Regions from separate parts of the Homo sapiens genome. Here region 1 is linked to region 2. A link is an interaction called in ENCODE POLR2A ChIA-PET data of the cell type or tissue named here. Cell type or tissue: PC-9. All regions are shown on one strand. Links, peaks and the distances in the headings refer to the core of each region. The heading gives the core; the rest is flanking DNA.

Region 1 (5,389 bases), core at 60-5,059, 81 kb after region 2:
AAAGGAATATATCGCAGTTTCATGTGAGAAGAGATAAACAGGGCGAAGTCAACAACACCCTTGAAAAAGCTAGCATAAAAGGGAAAAAAAAAGTAAGTTTACAGTGGAGAAATGTGGCAAACACTACAACAGCCAAATAATCAAGGTCATTATCACCAGTAATGATTCATGTAGGTATTATGTACATTTGATCTGATGCAATGAGAATTGCACTTTGCCTCTCTGGTCTTCTTCCCTGAAACTCCTAACTCCAAGAGATAATGAGAAAAACACCAGACAAATTCCAGTTGAGGGATATTATACAAAATACCTGGTCAGTACTCCTCAAGATTGTCAAGGTCATCAAAAGCAAAGAAGTCTGAGAAACTGTCATAGCCAAGAGGAGTGTAAGGAGACATGACTAAATGTAATTCACATGTCTTTATTCTGTTCCAGAATCTTATCCAAGATACCACATTACATTTAGTCATGTCTCCTTACACTCCTCTTGGCTATGACCTTGATTATTTGGCTGTTGTAGTGTTTGCCACATTTCTCCACTGTAAAGTTACTTTTTTTTTTTTTTTTGCCCTTTTTTGCCAGCTTTTTCAATGGTGGTGTTGATTTTGCCCTGTTTATCTCTTCTCATCCTTTTATTTTTAATTCTTTTGGGTTCTTTTTTACATTTATTGTGATACTGATATAGCTGGATTTTTATCATCAGATTTTGTGCATTCTATTTGTCCTACTTTTTCCTTTAAGTTTTATGCTTTATTTCTCTACCTAAGTGGTTATTCTTGAAAAGTCTTGGCTTTTATCACTTCAGATATTGCTTTTCCCCCATTCTTTCCATTCTCATTTTGTAGAACTCTGAGTAGAGTTATATTAGACATTTTTCCTTTTTTTGTTATGATAGAATTTTTCATTTCCTGGGCTTTGTTATGCTGATACACTACGAACACTTGGCTGTTTAATATGTTGCCCTATCCTCTGCATTTTGTGTAAACTGGTGTTTAGATCTTGTCAGTGAGGTTATTATATATATATATATATATATTTTTTTTTTTTTTACAGGAATATCTGATAGATAGTTTGTGTGCTTCTTATTGCATCACATCACAAGGCACATAATGTGTAGTTGTTCTTTTTATGATAAGACCGATCAGTGTGTATAGGTGTTATCAGCCTGATCCATTCAGTAAAGTTGCCTATTCATTTCCACCTAGTTTTAGCAGAGATTGATAATTTATTTTTCATTGCCTCTAGGTCCATTGTTTCATTAAGTAATACAAAACATTGTCACTCTAATGTTTTCATTCTTTCTTCATTTATTGGCTTAGAAAATTTATGTTATCAATCAAGAAGAGATTGCTGAGTCAGAGGGTAAATTGAACATAGAATTTTGCTGGGTATTGCCAAATTTCCTGCCACAGGTGCTGAATCATTTTGTGTATTCACCTGCAATATGTGAGTGTGCCTATTTCCTCATGCTTTGCCAGTAGGATGTGTTAGCAAACTGAGATTTTAGCCAGTCTGTTAAGAAAAGATAACTTATTGTAGTTTTAATACACATTTCTTTATCAGTGAGGAGGCTAAACCATTTTAAAGTAAGAATACTTAGATTGTAAAAGGGTACTATAGAGTAAGAAATATATTTTCCCCAAACTTAAAACTTCATGGCTTCAATTTTATGGGGGTTTTATATTTTTGACTGATAAATCCCAAGGTATCAGTTACTCCATAAAAATACTCCCCATTGTTTTTCCTCTAGCCACATGGCCTTCTGTCACTCACATGAACTCAACCTATTTCTTTTCTGCCTGCTCATAAAATATATCATTGGTTTATTTCACTACCTAAAAAACAAATATGGACTTAAGAACTCAAGTACTCTCTTCATATTAATAAAAGTTTCTAGTAATATTTACACTTAGCCTTCAGAGAAATGTTTTCTTTTTACTTTGCTATATAGAAGTTCCTATGTATGATCAAAATAAAGAAAAATTTAAAAACCTAAGTCCTATTCCATAGTGATTTAGTCTTTGAATAATCTTTGTTGTCAAAGTTTATAGTTAGAGAACTCATTTAGTCTTTTTTGAGACAGAGATTTGCTCTTGTTGCCCAGGCTGGAGTGCAATGGCACAATCTTGGCTCACTGTAACCTCCGCCTCCCGGGTTCAAGCAGTTCTGCCTCAGCCTCCCGAGTAGCTGGAATTACAGGCTCCTACCACCACGCCCAACTAACTTTTGTATTTTTATTAGAGACGGGGTTTCACCAGGTTGGCCAGGCTGGTCTTAAACTCCTGACCTCAGGTGATTCACCCGCCTTGGCCTCCAAAAGTGCTGGGATTACAGGCATGAGCCACCATGCCTGGCCCTTCATTTAGTCTTTTGTAGCCCTCATTGGTTACCTTCTTGTGAGGCAAATGACTAGGATACCTTCAGAATAAGAGTTCCTTTTGTTTACTGCTGGATCATGTTTGGTCTTGCTCCCTAAGTCTTAAAAGTAGATTAGTTTTAAGAAGTATCTTTCAACAGTGTGAGACTTTCTGGGTACACACTGTATATGAATAAAAGTAGCTGAATTACAGGTCCAAAACATAACTATACAATCTTTTTTTAAAAGGAGGGGAGGATAACTGCTCTTTATCAAGAGAATCTAAATTCTCTTGATGTCTTCATTTTCCCTTTACATTGCCAGATTTCTTGGCTCCTTTGACTCCTTCCTTTGCTCCTTGTCCTGGATCTTTAAGGAAAAGGGCACCTATTCTTTATTTCTCACCTGAGGATTTCCTGAAATTGTCTTATTTGTATTCCAGAGCTATATACCACAAGTTTTTTCTCAGACACCTGCTGTCTTTGATTATGCCTTCTACTCCACTGTCCTATAATGTTTAACATCGTTTGCCCTTTTGGGGTGACCATATAGTTTAGAACTGGAAGAAATAATAGCTGACACAAGATCGTTACTACGTAACATTAAGTACTAAGAGCTTCATATGAATTATTTTAATTTTTACAAAAACTCTGATATACATAACACCTTCATTGTACAGATGCAGAAATTCAGGCCCAGAGATGGCACTTTGTCCCAATTCACACAGCAGACCCAACCTAATCCTTACCCACCTTGTTTTGTTACAGCCTAATGAGCCTAATACACAACCTTCTCATATACAGGGAAGAAGAAAATTCAGTGGTAATGTCAGGTTACCTTCCTCAGGGTAATGGTTACCTGAAGTTTATAACTCATTGTTCTTTTCTAAAATACAGTTTTTCTTATTAATAAGAACAATTATATTATCATCATGGAAAATGTGAAAAATATACACATATGTTTAAAGAAAAAAAGACTGTGTTATACAGTTAACTGGCATATATGTAGTATGTGCATAATTAGTGCTGCCAGCTGTTTTTATGTGTTAATAAAGGATGATTGGTGGTGGTGACTTTTTTCAGCAAAGTTTTTCACTTCCAGTTAGAAGGCTCTTCTTAGCATGCCCTGCTTGGTTTTACCTTGATTCAGTTGTGCTTTTTCTTCTTCACTTGGAATTGGCCTTCTTTTCACATCAGAGACTTCAAGTTTAGGTCAAGATTCATTTATTTAAAAAAACAAACAAAACAAACAGCAATTTTTAAAAACTGTTTGTATCCTTACCTCCTCCCCCCCCATAATCTTTACCTAAAATTTTCTTAACATCTGTATAGTTTGTACCATACTATCATATCTTTATTAATTTTGCATTGGAAGTTTTCAGTTGTTTTATGTATATTGTTTGTCCCTAACTAGATTGTAGACTCCTAGGGGGCAGCAGCTAGTGTGTTAAATATAATTTACATTTATTTTAATACGTAGTAAAATGTGTTTACAATAGATGCTTAATAAGTACTTAGTAGTTGACCTTACAGCTCACAAGTATTCTGTAGCCTATTATTTTATGAGTATAAATTTAAAATTTCCCTTGGCATAAATTATATAATCATAAGGAACTACTGTGGTGATCTTCAGTGATTAATCATGGAAATGCAATATATGAATTTATAGATATAGCATATATAACTATGTACCATATATATTTTCATATATAATCATATATATGTTTTTATATATAATCATATATATGTATATATAATCATATATATGTATATATAATCATATATATGTATATATAATCGTATATATATGTATATATATAATCGTATATATATATGTATATATATAATCACTCATCTGCTTTGACCTGAAGTCTTTTATTCTTCAGGGTTGTTTGGGTTAGTTGGTTTGTTTGTGGGTCCTTTTTTTTTTCTTTTTTTGGTCAGATACTATTTTGGACCAGGCATAGTGTCTCATGTCTATAATCCCAGCACTTTGGGATGCCAGTCACTTGAAGCCAAGAGGTTGAGACCAGCTGGGGCAACATAGCAAGATACCATTTCTACAATAAAATATATATAATTAACTTAGTTATCTAAAAAGTTGTCCAAGAACATATCCCTTCTTTACAATCTAATGATTAACCTTTTGTTATTAAGCAAAGTAACTTACAGCGTAAGTTTGCAGGATGTTTGTTCTTACATAAAGATGGTGAAATCTCAAACTACCAGCAGAGCAGTCAATCAGAGATGAAACTTACATAAGCGACTTTTCTGGGGCTCTTGGACCTAGCCTCCAAAGTGTAGTGTTTAAAACAGTGGGGAATGCTAGAGAAAGAGGTAAAACTCTTTACTATCGCATTAGGATTCCCCATCCTTTTTTTTTTTTTTTTTTTTTTGAGACGGAGTTTGGCTCTTGTTGCCCAGGCTAGAGTGCAATGGCGCAATCTTGGCTCACTACAACCTCCACCTCCTGGGTTCAAGTGATTCTCCTACCTCAGCCTCCCAAGTAGCTGGGATTACAGGCGCACGCCACCATGCCCAGCTAATTTTTGTATTTTTAGTAGAGACAGGGTTTCCCCATGTTGGCCAGGATGGTCTCAATCTCTTGACTTTGAGATCCACCTGCCTCAGCCTCCCAAAGTTCTGGGATTACAGGTGTGAGCCACCGCACCCAGCCTCCCACATACTTTTAATCAAGTTTGTTGTATTACTTGATATCTTCAATAAAATTCACATTTGTTGGCCGGGTGCGGTGGCTCACGCCTGTAATCCCAGCACTTTGGGAGGGCAAGGCGGGCGGATTACCTGAGGTCAGGAGTTCGAGATCAGCCTGGGCATGTGAAACCACGTCTCTACTAAAAATACAAAATTAGCCAGGCATGGTGACACATGACTGTAATCCCAGCTACTCGGGAGGCTGAGGCAGGAGAATCGCTTGAACCTGGGAGGCGGAGGATGCGGTGAGCCAAGATCGCACCATTGCACTCCAGCCTGGGCAACAAGAGTAAATCTCCGTCTTGCCAAAAGAAAAAAA
Region 2 (5,389 bases), core at 294-5,293:
AGCCTCCCAAGTAGCTGGGGTTTCAGGCACCCACCACCACGCCCAGCTAATTTTTTGTACTTTTAGTAGAGACGGGGTTTCACCGTGTCAGCCAGGAGTGTCTTGATCTCCTTACCTCATGATCCACCCGCCTCGGCCTCCCAAAGTGCTGGGATTACAGGCATAAGCCACCACGCCCGGCCTAGGATGTCAACTTGTAATCAGTAACATAGAAATTTTTAAGTTATTCCTTTCAAAGTTATGACTTGAAATGGTTTCTCTGGGCATTTGTTAATCCACCTAACTCCAAGTGCAGGTCTATTAATATGCACAATGGACAAAAATAAACTTTGGCTCTAACCCTTGTTAAACCATAATTAACACTGCCCATACTTAATGGGATTGTATTGTATTGAAAAACACACTAATCTCTGCTTTTTTTCCCCTAAAATGAGCCTCAAATCTAAAAAGAAAATGACTCGAACATAAGCACCAAGGTATAAATACAGACGAAGAAAAGAAAAAATTATCAGAGAACCCTCCACAAGAACAAAGCCCTTCTCTACTGAAATGTTGTTTTTTTACTTAACCATAAAAGAGGTACCTTCTTTATTTTTTTATTGTTTTTTCTGAGACAGAGTCTTGCTGTGTCGCCCAAGCTGGAGTGCAGTGGCACAACCTCAGCTAACTGCAACCTCCACCTCCCAGGTTCAAGCAATTCTCCTGCCTCAGCATCTTGAGTAGTTGGGACTACAGGCACGCACCACCAAGCCTAATTATTTTATTTTATTTTATTTTATTATTTGTTTTGAGATGGAGTTTCACTCTTGTTGCCCAGGCTGGAGTGCAGTGGCGCGATCTCAGCTCACCATGACCTTTGCCTCCCCAGGTCAAGCGATTCTCCTGCCTCAGCCTCCCGAGTAGCTGGGATTACAGGCATGTGCCACCATGCCCAGCTAATTTTGTATTTTTAGTAGAGATGGGGTTTCTCCGTGTTGGTCAGGCTGGTGTCGAGCTCCCGACCTCAGGTGATCCACCCACCTTGGCCTCCCAAAGTTCTGGGATTACAGGCTAATTTTTATATTTTAAGTAGAGACGGGGTTTCACCTTGTTCACCAGGCTGGTCTCGAACTCTTGACCTCAAGAGATCCACCTGCCTCAGCTTCCCAAAGGCTGGGATTACAGGTGTGAGCCAACGCACCTAGCCAAAAAAGAGGCACTTTCTGAAATTTTATCTTGAGATCACAGAACTTCACCTTAAACCACTGCCCCCCATCCTTTGTTTTGTTTTTGTTTTTGTTTTTCTTTGAGACAGAGTCTTGCTCTGTCATCTAGGCTGGAGTGCAGTGGTGTGATCTTGGCTCACTGCAACCTCTGCCTCACAGCATAAACCCCTTTGGAGTAGCCATTAAAGGCTATAAAAATACTTCACAGAATTAACTCACTGAGATACATAGTTATTCCTCGGTATCTTGTGGGCGTAGTTCCAAACCCCCTACCCCACCAAATATCAAAATCCATGGATGCTCAAGTAAGTTCCTTATGTAAAATGGCATAGTATTTGCATACAACCTATGCACATCCTCCTGTATACTTTAAATCATCTCTAGGTTACTTATAATACCTAATACAATGTAAGTGTTATGTAAATAGTTGTTATACTATATTGTTTAGGGAATAATGACAAAAAAAGTTTGTACGTGTTCAGTACAAATGCAAGCATTCACTTTTTTTTCCAAATATTTTTGATCTGTGGTTGGTTGAATCAAAGAATATGTGGATATGGAACCCACAGATAAGAAAGGACAACTGTACATGGGTCAAATACATCATTTTGAGCTTCCTTCCTTCTTTTCCTTCCCTACTTACATCCCTAGCACAATGCTTATATGTCCTGGGTAGTTGGTAGGTGCACTATACATGCTTGCTAAATATACGGATAAATGGATGGATGAATAAAGCATAGTTTTTCTATTACTTAAAACAGCCAGGTTCAAGTTAAGTATTAAATTCATTTAGAAGAGCAATTAATTTTCCCTTAGCTGCAAGGATGGGAAGGGGAGTGGTATAAAATAGAAAACCATTTTGGCTTTTATGATGTTCAGTAGTATGCAGACTATTTGATTACCATCATGAAGTAACAGACACACACCCCGCCCTTCCACAGAAATTGTTTCTCCAAGATTATAATAGACGCCCTGAGCTAAGTCCAATGGATGTTTGTCAGTCTATCTTGCTTGACCTTGCAGCAACATTGACATAACTGACCACTCTTTCTGGATATACAGTCATGCATAGCATTAACAATATTCCAGTCAAACCACATACACAATGATGGTCCCAAAGATTATAATGAAGCTGAAAAATTCCAATCACCTCCTCACTTTGTAGCTGTCAATGTCATAGTGCAAAAGCATCACTCATGTATTTGTTGTGATACTGGTGTAAACAAAGCCACTGTGCTGCCAGTTTTATAAAATTATAGCACATAAGGCCGGGCATGGTGGCTCATGCCTGTAATTCTAGCACTTTGGGAGGCCAAGGCAGGCGGATCACGAGGTCAGGAGATTGAGACCATCCTGGCCAACATGGTGAAACCCCATCTCTACTAAAAACACAAAAAAATTAGCAGGGCATGGTGGCACGTGCCTGTAGTCCCAGCTACTCAGGAGGCTGAGGCCGGAGAATCTCTTGAATCCTGAAGGCAGAGGTTGCAGTGAGCCAAGATCGTGCCACTGCACTCCAGTCTGGTGACAGAGCGAGACTCCGTCTCAAAAAAAAAAAAAAAAATTATAGCACATACAATTATGTACAGTACAAAATACTTGATAATTATAATAAATTACTGTTGTTGGTTCATGTATTTACTTTTTATCATTATTTTACAGTGTACTCTTTAGTAGAAAGGTGGTGCATGCCTGTAATCGCAACTACTCGGGAGGTTGAGGCAGGAGAATCACTTGAACTTGGGAAGTGGAGGTTGCAGTGAGCTGAGATCACACCATTGCACTCCAGCCTGGGCAACAGAGTGAGACTCTCAAAAATAAAAATAAAAAATAAAAAAGTAAAAAAAAATTAGAAATTTTAAAAGTTGAAAAAAGTTTATAGAATAAGGGTATAAAAAATATTTTTGGGCCAGGAGCGGTGGCTCATGCCTGTATTCCCAGCACTTTGGGAGGCCGAAGCAGGAAGATTACTTGAGGTAAGGAGTTTGAAACCAGCCTTGGTCAACATGGTGAAACCCTGTCTCTACTAAAAATACAAAAAAATAGCTGGGCGTGGTGGCAGGCACCTGTAGTCCCAGCTACTTCAGAGGCTGAGGCAGGAGAATCGCTTGAACTTGGGAGTCGGAGGTTGCAGTGAGCCCAGATCACACCACTGCACTCCAGCCTGGACAACAGAGTGAGACTCCATCTCATATATATATATATATATGTTATATAGCTATACAATATATTTTTATTTTAAGCTGTTATTACAAGTGTCAATTTTTTTTCTTTTGAGACAGAGTCTTGCTCTGTCGCCCAGGCTAGAGTGCAGTGGCGCGATCTGAGCTCACTGCCAGCTCGGCCTCCTGGGTTCACGCCATTCTCCTGCCTCAGCCTCCCGAGTAGCTGGGACTACAGGCGCACTCCACCACACCCGGCTAATTTTTGTATTTTTAGTAGTGACGGGGTTTCACCGTGTTAGCCAGGATGGTCTCCATCTCCTGACCTCGTGATCCGCCCACCCTCAGCCTCCCAAAGTGCTGGGATTTATAGGCGTGAGCCACTGTACCCGGCCAATTTTTAAAAAAAAAATTTAAAAGTTTAAAAAGTTAAAATATTGCAATAAGCTAAGGTCAATTTTCTTGGAGGGGGGTCAATTTATTATTGAAGAAAAGTTCTTTTTATAAATTTAGTGTGGCCTAAGTGTACAATGTTTATAAAGTCTACAGTAGTATATAGTAAAATCCTACGCCTTCACATTCATTTACTGCTCACTCACTGACTCACACTAGAACAACTTCCATTCCTGCAAGCTCAATTCATGGTAAGTGCCCTATACATGTGTACCTTTTTTAATATATGTATCCTTTATACCATTTTTTGTTTGTTTGTTTTGAGACAGAGTCTCACTCTGTTGCCCAGGCTGGAGTGCAGTGGCATAATTGCGGCTCACTGCAACCTCCACCTCCCAGGTTCAAGCAATTCTCATGGCTTAGCATCCCAAGTAGCTGGGACTACAGGCGCCTGCCACCACACACACAGTTAATTTTTTTTTTTTTTTTTTTTTTTTTGTATCTTTAATAGAGATGGAGTTTCACTCCCATCTCTTGGGAAACTTTCGTTGCCCAGGCTGGTCTTGAACTCCTGAGCTCAGGCAATCCGCCCACCTCAGCCTCCCAAAGTGCTAGGATTACAGGCATGAGCCACCATGCCCAGCCTATACTGTATTTTTACTGTACCCTTCTGAAGTTTAGATATACAAATACCTACCATTGTGTTACAACTGCCTACAACATTCTGTGGGGTAACATGCTGTACACGTTTGTAAGCTAGAAGCAAAAGGCTGTACTATACAGCCTATGTGGGTAGTAGGCTCTACCATCTAGGTTTGTGTAAGTACACTTTATGACAACTGACACAAAAAAATCACCTAACGATGCATTTCTCAGAAAGTATCCCCTTTGTTGGTAAGCAACACATGACTGTACCTTCTTCCCTTTTCCTCCTTCCTTCATGCTGTCCTTTCTTAGTTTTCTAACATGTGGGATTGTATTCTCTCTTCTCTCTTCTCTCCTCTTCTCTCTCTCTCTCTCTCTCTTCTTTGCTAACTGACTTTAAATACTGAGATTTAAAGTTATTGGAACAGGATAAGCAAATAAACAGAACAAAATTAAAAAGTCTAGAAATAGGTGGATCTATGTATGATCCCCAGAATTCCAAAAACAGTAACAGTAATGAAAAGACGAAGCAGTAATGAAAAGATGGTCTTTTCAATAAAGGGTATTCGAGTCAACTGAATATCCATATGGCAAAAAAGAGACCTTTATACTTACAACACTATATTCAAAAATCAATTCCAGATGGATTGTAGGCCTAATTGTAAAATATAAACAAAAAAGCCCTTAAAAGAAAACCTGGGAGAATCAACAATTTATTAAACAGGTCCCATCCTGGAAGGGGACACCAACAGAAAGAAAAAAAGGTCGGATGTGGTGATGGGTGCCTGTAATCCCAGCTACTCGGGAGACTGAGGCATGAGAATAGTTTGAACCCAGGAGGGAGAGGTTGCAGTGAGCCGAGATCACGCCACTGCACTCCAGCCTGGGTGTCACAGCAAGACTCCATCTCAAAAAGAAAAAAAAAAAAAAGAAGTCACAAAACCAGTAACCATAAGTAAGACAGTATTCGAATAAAAACTCACA

Evidence for each region. ChIA-PET counts read pairs that join two places held together with the same protein. Peaks named below come from ENCODE experiments on the same cell type or tissue, not always from the same donor. Only the 100,000 strongest peaks of a DNase experiment are listed, where the experiment ranks them.
Region 1: POLR2A ChIA-PET joins it to region 2 with 5 read pairs; 4 of 35 experiments call an interaction of 5 or more read pairs at or near these places.

The regions. Positions count from the first base shown.
Region 1 is chr10:92,327,787-92,333,175 of GRCh38, forward strand. The region is part of intron 2 of MARCHF5 (membrane associated ring-CH-type finger 5); the gene reads left to right. Among named protein-coding and RNA genes, the nearest start is that of MARCHF5, 39 kb to the left of the region's middle. In PC-9, for the core only: no CTCF peak of the experiment used is centred there; DNase peaks (open chromatin) are centred at 185, 1,425 and 2,345; H3K27ac peaks cover 3,783 bases.
Region 2 is chr10:92,246,626-92,252,014 of GRCh38, forward strand. The region is part of intron 1 of CPEB3 (cytoplasmic polyadenylation element binding protein 3); the gene reads right to left. Among named protein-coding and RNA genes, the nearest start is that of CPEB3, 42 kb to the right of the region's middle. In PC-9, for the core only: no CTCF peak of the experiment used is centred there; no DNase peak of the experiment used is centred there.